2 separate regions of the Homo sapiens genome follow, and region 2 is linked to region 1. The links are chromatin loops, found by intact Hi-C in ENCODE. Cell type or tissue: endothelial cell of umbilical vein. All regions are shown on one strand. Links, peaks and the distances in the headings refer to the core of each region. The heading gives the core; the rest is flanking DNA. Region 1 has its middle 130 kb from the start of FAM174A. Region 2 overlaps ST8SIA4 (ST8 alpha-N-acetyl-neuraminide alpha-2,8-sialyltransferase 4).

Evidence for each region. A loop is a pair of places that touch in the nucleus more often than their neighbours do. Peaks named below come from ENCODE experiments on the same cell type or tissue, not always from the same donor. Only the 100,000 strongest peaks of a DNase experiment are listed, where the experiment ranks them.
Region 2: a loop joins it to region 1, with 2.3 times the contacts of the local background. A loop is called at or near these places in 1 of 110 quality-filtered maps.

The regions. Positions count from the first base shown.
Region 1 is chr5:100,665,085-100,670,480 of GRCh38, forward strand. No RefSeq gene overlaps it. Among named protein-coding and RNA genes, the nearest start is that of FAM174A, 130 kb to the left of the region's middle. RefSeq lists silencers at 2,308-2,508, 3,548-3,748. In endothelial cell of umbilical vein, for the core only: no CTCF peak of the experiment used is centred there; a DNase peak (open chromatin) is centred at 2,357; H3K27ac peaks cover 1,615 bases.
Region 2 is chr5:100,844,563-100,849,958 of GRCh38, forward strand. All of the region lies in intron 4 of ST8SIA4 (ST8 alpha-N-acetyl-neuraminide alpha-2,8-sialyltransferase 4), which reads right to left. Among named protein-coding and RNA genes, the nearest start is that of MIR548P, 31 kb to the left of the region's middle. In endothelial cell of umbilical vein, for the core only: no CTCF peak of the experiment used is centred there; a DNase peak (open chromatin) is centred at 2,409; H3K27ac peaks cover 2,526 bases.

The DNA.
Region 1 (5,396 bases), core at 239-5,238:
ATTGGGTAAACATTCCCCTTCCAAAAGGGATAAGTTAGCCAAAAGAAAGGTATTATAGGCTCCACGCATGTTTGAAACCCAGCAGGGCAGTCATTTTAAGAGCTCCAAAATAACCTCCTTTGACTCTATGTTTCACATCCAGGGAACAATGATGCAAGGGGTAGGCTCCTAAAGCCTCTAGCAGCTCTAGCCCTGTGGCTTTTGCAGGGTTCAGCCCCAGAGGCTGCTATTACAGGTTGTTGAGTGCCTGCAGATTTTCTATGCTGAGGGTGTAAGCTACTACTGTAGCTACTATTCTGGGTCAGGGAGACAGTAGCCCTCTTCACACAGCTCCATTAGGCAGTGCCCCAGTGAGGATTTTGTGTAGGGTCTCCAACGCGTATCTTCTCTCTGCATTACACTAGTATAGGTTCTCCGTAAGGGCTCTGACCCTGGGTAGGTCTCTGTTTGGACACTTGGGCTTTTCCATACATTCTCTGAAATCTAGGTGGAGGCTCCCAAGCCTCAACTCTTGCACTCTGTGCACCTGCAGGCTTAAAACCAAGTGGAAGCCTCCAAGGCTTAAGGCTTGCACCCTCTGAAGCAGCAGCTGAAGCTGTACCTGGGCCTCTTTGAGCTAGAGCTGGAGTGGTCAGGATGCAGCTGCTTTTTAAATTTTTATTTATTTATTTATTTATTTATTTATTTTGACACACTCTTGCTCTGTTGCCAGGCTTAAGTGCAGTGGCACGATCTAGGATCACTGCAACCTCTGCCTCCCTGGTTCAAGCAATTCTCCTGCCTCAGCCTCCTGAGTAGCTGGGACTACAGGCGTGTGCCACCACACCCAGCTAATTTTTGTATTTTTTTAGGTAGAGACGGGTTTTCACCATGTTGGCCAGCATGGTCTCGATCTCTTGACCTTGTGATCTTCCTGCCTCAGCCTTCCAAACTGCTGGGATTACAGGCATGAACCACCATGCCCAGCCAGGATGCAGCTGCTTTTAAACACCCAGATTTCATGAGAACTTACTCACTATCCTGAGGACAGAACCGAGAAGATGGTGCTAAACTGTGCACGAGAAATCTGCCCCCATGATCCATTCACCTCCATCCAGGCCCCACCTCCAAGACTGGAGATAACAATTCAAAATGAGATTTGGGCAGAGACACACATGCAAATCTGTATCACTCCTCTGGGCCAACCTTATTTATTCCATCTATCCTCTTTATCCTGGGCAGTAAATGACAAGATTCTTGTCACTTGATTGAAAGGTTAGACAAATAAATACACTTTATAAACAAAATAATCCAACAAACATGGGATAAGGATAGAGGAATTATATTTGATTTTGAACAACATAAATAATACAATGTAAAGACAAAAGGAATAAATTAGGAATAAATAAGGGTGCCTTACAAAGAGAAAGATTGAATCAAAACTTAGCAATATTGCCTGTATATATGCATTTTATTAAGAGCTAACATGGCCAAAATTATTAGAGCTAATATTTTTCAATGTTATACCTGACTGTATAACCTAGCTGTTTTGCTAAATCTTTTTCATGTATTAGCTAATTTAACCTTTACCTAAGCTGTAAAATCTGTCCAATTGTAATTCATTTGACAAATGAAGACTTGGACACAGAGAAATAGACTTAATGACAGTTACCCATTTAGTAAAAACAGAGTCAATATTTGAACCCAGCAATTTGACCTGCAAGCCCATCTTATGTTGATTCCTATAGATTAAAAAAAAATGTTGATTTGCTAACCTGAAAAGAGAAAGTTGATTTTTATAGCCAATTAGCAAAATTCTGAGTGACAAGATAAAAAATAAATGAATAGTACAAAAACAGGCCTTCCTTTGAAAATAGAATTCGATTAATAGGAAGAACTTTGCAAAGATACTGTGAGCAATAAAGGACTAGAATTTATTTGCAAGATATTTTTCTTATGAAAGCACTTCTAAGTACTGCTGTTGTCCCAGAGGAAAAGTTAATGTCTTTTATATCTTAGACTTTATTTATGACACCAAAGTGTTCTTACATTCAGGAAATAGCAATACCAAATTCCCAAGAATGGGGATTCAGTGTGAAGTGCCTCCTCATGTCTCAAGATCTGTCCTCATTGCAGCTTAGCAGGATACGTTTGTCTTTGTTTTGAAATTGGATAAAAGAAGGAAGTTAGAGCAATTCATGCATGGCAATCAGTTGTCCAATTGTAGATGGCAGACAATATATCCAAATAACCTATGAAACAGAGTTGCAATTGATGTGACATCTGTATCCACAGCTAGAAAACTCATAATAGCAACATGGAGAGCCCCACAATTAGACATACAGCAAAACAATAATGGAGGGAGGATTGTGCAAGAAAGTGAGGAGCTACAAACAATAGCTGGCCTGATGATTGAAAGAATTTCCACGTTAGAAAGGATACATTTGTATTGTGTCACTCATTTAAGCATGACTCAGGATGTGGTTGGCTGTTATGAAATCTGTATTTCAGTTTTCGGAAACAGCCTTGAGTGTTTGTGTTATTTGGTTTTATCAATGCCGGAAGTAACTGCATTGTCAAAAAACATACTCCACATGTTTATAGAGATGTGAACAAAAGTCAAATTTTTGAAGAAAATTAAAACAAATGGTGATTTAAGCTTTATTTTTAATAGGCTCCTAATGTTTTCCTTTCAATGTATCTCACTTTTAGAAAACAATGAATTTTTGTACAACAAATATCCACAGTTAACTCTGAGATAGGAATACTTCCATCAAAACCTCATTACTTCTTTCTGTGCTGGTAAGTATTTACATTTCAGGTGAGCCATATAATTTAGAGCCATAGAATTTTGACTTCAAAGTTCACTTAAAAGGAGAGTGGAAAATATCAGGGCCAGGCATGGGGGTTCACACCTGTAATCCCAGCACTTTGGGAGGCCAAGGCAGGAGGATCACTTAAGCCCAGGAGTTTTGAGACCAGACTGGGCAACATAGTAAGATACTTGTCTCTACAAAAACTGAAAATAAAAATTAGTTGGTGTGGTGGTGTGTGCCTCTAGTCCCAGCTGCTGGAGAAACTGAGGTTGGAGGATCACTTGAGCCTGGGAGGTCAAGGCTAGAGTGAGCTGTGATCACTGCACTCCAACCTGGGTCACAGAGTAAAACTTGGTCTCTGAAAAGAAGGAAAAAAAGGGAAAAAAAGAAAGGAAAAGAAGATATAAATTCCTTTACAGTTAGGGTTTTAGATTACTATGTTAACTAAAAGAAAGTGTTGTGAGTGAACCCAAAGATATTCTGATTTAAATATTAAGTCTTATCTCCAAGAAAAATAAATGATGATACAGTTAATAAAGAAATATTGGTTTGGATTCACTACTACCTGGGCTCAAATGTTGATATTGCCGCTATTTAGCTTATGCATGATTGTAACCTTTCTGATCCTTGGTTTCTTGTAAAAATTTGGAAATTATAAGTACTTCATAGGAATATCAAAGGGATTAAATAACGTGATTTACAGTAGAAAGTCACTTACCTTACATTGCTGAAACAGGTAGTTGATTGGTTCATTGAAAATCAGTGAAAACAGAAAAGTATAGTATTCCAAATACTATGGAAATAGAACATGATTCACACAGGAAATGGGGAGTGATGCGTACTTCAAATATTTAGCACCATGGGGATCAGTGATAAGAGTTTCTTCTGCATATGAAGTCTAACCAGGAGCCTAGAACCTGGCTCAACTCGTATTAGATCTCCTCTCTTCTGTCTCCTTACTGTTAAGACAATGGGATCATTGAGAAATCTAAAGGTTCAATGTTTTTTGTTTGAATGGAAATATTTATTTTTTTTCTGATTTAAATATATATTTATAATGATAATAATACATGTCAAATAAAAGATAGCTTAAGCAAGAAAATAAAATAATTTCATTCTCAAAATCTATTTAATAAATAGTGTAGATAAGTCATCCATAACTGAAAAAATAGGCTCCTATTTGATATCTTTGTAACTCCAGGATATGGAATAATTTATTAATGAAATGATGAAATTATAAAGGAAATTAAATTTTAAGGGAAAAGCACAATTCATTTGATTTTATTAAAATTTAAATTTTCTCCAGTAATAGAAGACATTATTTTACTGTAAGCGAGAAAACAGCTATGGCTAGTGCAATGGCAATCCATGTAGAAAGCAAGCATCTGCATCTTCTGACCCAAGAATTCCACATCACAAGCATACCTTACAGAAATGACTGAGCAAATGCACACAGAGACATCCTCAAAGACATGTTATTAGCAACAGAATACTGGACAGTGTGCAATGGTAAAAAAAGAGATATCTAAAGATTCAACAAAATATGATGAATACATTTCATATAATGGAATATGATACAGGTCATTTCTTTAACAAACTCTTTTAAATTACCACGTCATATGCTGCTCTAGGTAACTTACAAATATTAGCACACTTAATACTTATCACAAGTCTGTCAAATAAGAACTATTAAATAATTTTATAGGTGAGGAAAACGAGGTGCAGTGAGGTTAAGTACCATATACAAGGTAGCACAAAGCTAGTAAGCATCAAAGCTATGATTTTAATTTAGTCTGTCTTCAAGCTTTAATCTTAATCACTTTGCTTTCTTGCTTCTCTGGTGATAAATGAACCAGAATCCCATAAAGTTGACATATCTCAATAACAGAGTGTTGAATGGGGAAAATATTGAAAAATGGTTAATTCAATATGATACCAAGTAATGAACGATGAAAAACAAGCCGAAAGACATTATATATTGTCAAAGAACATATATATGTAGTAAAAGTTTTCCAATAATTTTAAGAATTGAACAGAAAATTAAAGTCAAATTCAGGATAGAGACTACTTCCTAGAAAGAAAGAAAAAATAAAATAAAATTTAAAAAACATAAGGTACTTTAAATGTACCAAAATATTTTATCAGTGTAAAAAAAAACAGATCTGAAGCCAGTGTGACAGAACATTAAGATAAATTAAAACTGAGTGGCAGATACAAAGGTGTTTATTATATTACTATTTTTTAATTACTGCAAATATATAAAACTATTATAATTATTTATTCTTCTTACCAAAAATAATATTAATCTTTTGACATGGTTTTTAAAATTCTTTTATGAATACACACATCCACAATTTCTAGACACACACTTCCTGCACATGAACTCATAAACTGATTTGTAACCGACTTTAGGAAATGTATTGATAGGTAGTTTATACCATAAATACAAGTCAATAAATACAAGTCTTTAGCATGAGTGTAAGCATTTGTATTGCCTTCTATTTTACTCCAGTCATTAGTTTTTTTACTGATACATAATAGTTGTATATATTTTGGGGGCACATGTGATATCTTGATATGTGTATTCAATGTATGATGATG
Region 2 (5,396 bases), core at 260-5,259, 180 kb after region 1:
TGATTCTTCTCTTGTAGGTCTGAATATTCTTTTTGATTTATTTTATCCATGGAATGTGAAAAAGTAAATGGCTTATTTCTAAGAAGTCAGTCATAGGTGTTAGGCTCAAACTGGAAACTGTAAGAAACAAAACTTCCAGCTTGCCTCTGGTGAATGTGGCTCCAATACTTGCCTTTATGTAATCAAATAACTGAAAAAGATTGTTAAAGCCACTTTAAAAATAAGTTTATAGCTAAAGGCTTTAAACTTATTCTGCTACAATGTATTTACTCATCCAGGTTTTTAAATGATTTGGGGGGTAAGGTTTTAGAGCAAAGAGAAAAAGAAACAGAAATGACTCTTTCTTTGATCTCTTACCAATAGGAATCTGATATGGCACACTAGTCTCTGAAAAAGTTGGCAGAATGTATCAGTATCTTGTTTCCTACATGGCAATTCTAGTGGTCAAGCCCCAAGTCTTTTGCCTTATTCTCTAACTTACTTCTTGTATGTTGAGCTGGCTTGACAAATGGCGATAGCCATAATTTGGAAGTTGTGGCCTGAGGCTGTGATTATATGATCAACCACATGAGACACTAGAGTTAGTTAACTGACCATGATCAATCACATAGAAACAAAAGACCTAATCTAAACTATTACACTCAAGCTAAAGTACACTTGTATCATTTGAAGAAGATAAGGACCTGTAATGTTTTCAAAGATTTATGGGAATATTGATTAAATAACTTTTCTCCACAAACTCAGGAAGTAGCTAGTCATGTTCACTGTCTAAAAATTTATATTTGCATTTAACTTTAAACTCCCAACTATTTAATATTTAATAATTAGTTAAAATATATTAATTATTTTACTATATATAAGAAATCTCTGAATGCGTAATCGACCAGTCATCTTGACTTAAATTAGAATAACTTAATGCAAATTAACTCAGTATATATTTTGCATATTGATCAATGTTCTTTTCTCCTGAAAAGTCAAATAAACAAGGGAATTTCCGAGGTTACCTGTGCACCTTCTATCACTCATTAAAAGATTGAGCCTTGAAAGTAAAAGGTAATAGAACAAATTATTGAGCTTTCCCTGTAGTTCGTTAATATAGCAGTATAGCGCTTTGTTCTGATTATGAAATTTTAGTCTTAGAATTTATAAAATAATGACAATTAATTTATTTCCCCAGCTAAAATATTTTTAGTAACGATTTTTCCTCTATTGAACACCATGATAAATTAATATTAAAAAATAATGGATTGATTTCTTTATGCAGATTTTGAAAGATAACACCCAAGAGAAAACTGTTACTAAATTATAGATCTAGGGTACTTTTCTCAGGTGGCCAGGATGAATTTATAGATGGTCAAACTGGATGCTCCCATGCGTCATGCCTCATTATTATGATTCATCTACTTTTCTTATCAGAACTTGCTCTTTTATTTTTACCCTAGCAACACCACAGGCAGGTAAAATTTAGTAAGCATTAATTTCATAATTTAGTAGATTCAGGGCACAAGTTGATACATAGTTTGATTAATAATAAATTGCAGGAAAACAAACTATCCAGATTACATCCTCACTATTTAGAATTCAAGCCTTCCTTCTTGAAAGTTTCCCTCTTCTTCACAATACTGCCTAGTGAAAATAATTTCTAGTGCTACCCAGATCGATGAAAAAAACCTCTTCCTCAATTCTGCTTGGTTCCCTGCTTGTTTGAATTGCTCTAGAGAACTAACTGAACCAAATTGCAATGTCTAACTTCAGCACAACTTTGCCCATTTTTATTCCCCACCCCTTTGCACATGTGCCTCAACCTCCACCGTAACATATACTGGGAATTTATGCTTCTTATTAGTTATAGAGATGAATAAGTCAATCTTTGCTATGAAAAAATTTAAAATAAACCTACAGAGTTGAAAATAAACAATAGTCATACATTATGAAGAATGTTCCAAAAGGGAAATACATCCCTTGAGAAGAGAATACAGAGAGCAGAAACCCAGGTCAATCTCACCAAAAGGAAAAAGAGTGAGAAATGATGCCCAATTGAAACTTAACCTTTAAATTGAGACTTGAAGGAATAAAAAATGATCTATGTGAAGAAGAGAGAAAAATCCATACCAAGAAGGAAAGCCCAAATTTGCCAATGTTACAGGGGTGCTATGAAAGCTTAACTACTCTTCCAAAGAAATTCTAGATATTTCGCAAAGCCTTTTAGTCTCAGTGAGAGATAACCAGAACTGGGAAGCATATTGGTCAGGGGCAGAATGAAAGCTGTTTTCCATAGGTTCCAGTTTGAGCCACACACTTGGGAATATCTTCTCAGACATAAACTATTTATACTTCCACATTACACAATGCAATATGAATAACGGGATCTGCTAGGAAATAACATTGTGACTGAAGGGTAACCAGATTAAAATATCAGGAAACACTGAAGTTCCGGAAGTGTGCATATCAGAGTCTGCCAGTAAGGAAAGAAATATCCTTTCATGGAAATCTCCTTTGGTTTAAAATACCTAATACGCGGCATCTAGCTACTCAAAAACATTAAACTAGGACACATGTTTTATAAAGAAATATTACAGCTGTGTTGCTCATAGGTCAAAATAGAAACCATATGGAAATATTTTTAGCATAAGACTAATTTTAAAACAAGTAAGCCATTTTCAGAAAGCACTTGGAGTGAATATTCTCTTTTCAAAGTTGTTTTTTTAAAATTGCTTTTCCTTATGTGACTTGAGTTGATTGAATACTCCAAAACAATCCATTAGAGTGACTAATAAACTTGATTTCCTGAGGTCTATTGATGATGTATTTTAGCCTATAGTTTTGCTAAAGACTATTGGGAGCCTGGTCTGATTCAAATCCTTCTGCAAACCCATGACATTCACATGAAGTTATCCTGCAGAAGGTCATCTTCATTTTATATAGACTTTAACCTTTACTTTCATTTAAAATGAATTTTTACATCTGAAAGATGAGTGCAGCAACTAACATTTGAGAAATGATATTTTTGTTAGTCTTAATGCTGAAAAAAAGTTGATGGATGATGTGTGAAAATATAATCTGTTTATTTGTTAGAAACCATAAAAAATATTCTACCAAAGCAACTAATGTGTGCTTTCATTCTTTTAATAACCATTAAATATTTTTCAACAGAGTGAATACTACCCAGATGAGAAGTTAGCTAGATATGTCACTTGATATCCGTAAGACGTAATTTTTCCCTCTTACATTTAGCTAGGAATTATGGAATTGATCATTGTGGTGTAAAGTACGGGCACAGGTAGTTTAGAAAGGTATGCCAAAATAAAATATCAATGTTCTAGCAAAACTCTGGGAATCCTGGGCGGGTACATTAAGTGATATCCTCTTGTTCACTGTAATTTTATTTAATAAAAATAATGAAGCAAAAAAGATACTGCATATAAAGTATGTAAATCAATTAGACTATTATCTTATATTCTGAATGAGGAAATTTTTCAAAAGTTATTTAGTCACTTAAAGTAATAATGTAAAACAATATCTACTTGAAAACAAAAGATGAAATTACTACAAATAAATTCAAGATGGCATGTCAAACACCAACAACAGAAATATAAAAGGGGGGATATTTACTATACATTAAGCATGGAAAAACTGATTTCTGAAAATCCTAAGTGACCACAGTTGAATAAGATTCAGTAATGTACCATTATTACAAGAAAATCAATATATATTGGCACTATGTTTGACATACAAAACGTCTAACAAAGTAACTTGTATAGAATAATAAACATATATACTATGAGTATACTATTACATATTATATAATTATATAAAATACATATTTGTATATTTTATACTTTGTTAGTATGTGTAAATTATTTACAGTATATCTATATATGTGCAGTGTGTGTATATATACAAAGAATATACACATATATACACACAGAGTATATATACTCTGTATAGTATATATAGAGACAGAGAAACAGCAAGAGAATACATAGAATTGTATATAATATATTAATATATATGTTTTGTGTGTGTTTACAAAGAAAGTATATCGCGAGTATAGACTATATAAAGTCTGTACAGTGTGTGTGTATATATAACAGTAAATATGTATGTATACTAATTTTATTTTTCATATATATAACAAATAAATACTACTTCAGATATAGGTTTTCCACAATTGACATTTATCAAAAAAGTTACGCATTTTTAAAAAAATTAATAATTGCAGAAATCAAAGAAAGGGCAAATTCAGCAACAAACATGTCTGTCTATTCTTTTTATATAATATTTACCTAGGTATATATACATGCTTATATATATGAATGTGTAACTATGTGTGTCTATGTGTGTATATATATTTCTTATATATTTCAAATATATATATTTCTTATATATATTTCTTCTGCTGTCAAGTAAACATTTAGATGATGTTGGGTTAACTTAACTGTGGTGTTGAAACATGTAAAGAATAAATATCAAGAGAAAATGACTTTAAAGAAGAAATACTTTAGAAAGCTATCTTTATTATCATAATTACCAAAAATTTAATGAACCTGTTTAGGAAGTTACAGAGAATACATTCCTGAGGATGTTTAATTAAGGACAAGAGTTTTTTTGTGACAGTTTGAATATTCCCATGTGTAAGGACAAAGTTCAGAACCAGTGATTCTTAGAGCCCAAAGGAATCTATACGATTATATACATTGGTACGTATATTTTAATGGTTATAAATCTGACACTCAAGGATTTAAACAGTCTTGTCTAAAGTCAGAATAGGAAAGGTTTGTTTTCGTCTTCCTTGGAAATCAAATTTCTGCGTAATTCTTCAAAATTCTCTACGTCAGTGTTCTTAGTTAGAATTGTTCAAATCCTCTTTAAAATCAAGAAAATTTTCGCAGAACCTGCAAAATACATATGTGAGCTTGAATTTAAGAAACACTGCTGGCTGAGCGCGGTGGCTCACGCCTGTAATCCCCGCACTTTGGGAGGCTAAGGCGGATGGATCACCTGAGGTTGCAGTTCGAGAGCAGCCTGGCCAACATGGTGAAACCCCATCCCTTCCAAAAATAGAGAAAAAAAAAAAAATTAGCCGGGCGTGGCGCCTCATTCCTGTAGTCGCAGCTACTGGGGAGGCTGAGGCAGAAGAATCAATCGCTCGAACTCAGAAGGCGGAGGTTGCAGTGAGCCGATATTGCACCACCGCACTCCAGCCTGTGCGTCAGAGCGAGACTCTGTCTCAAAAAAGAAACCCAAAAAACAAAAATAAACAAAAAACAAACAAAAAAACACTGTTGTAGGGCATGAGATGTTTACCAAGTATTTCTAATAAAAACAAAAATTCTTAATTCCAGGCAAATCTAAGGCAGTTTATGTAGCCCATTTATCTTACACATATTCGTCCT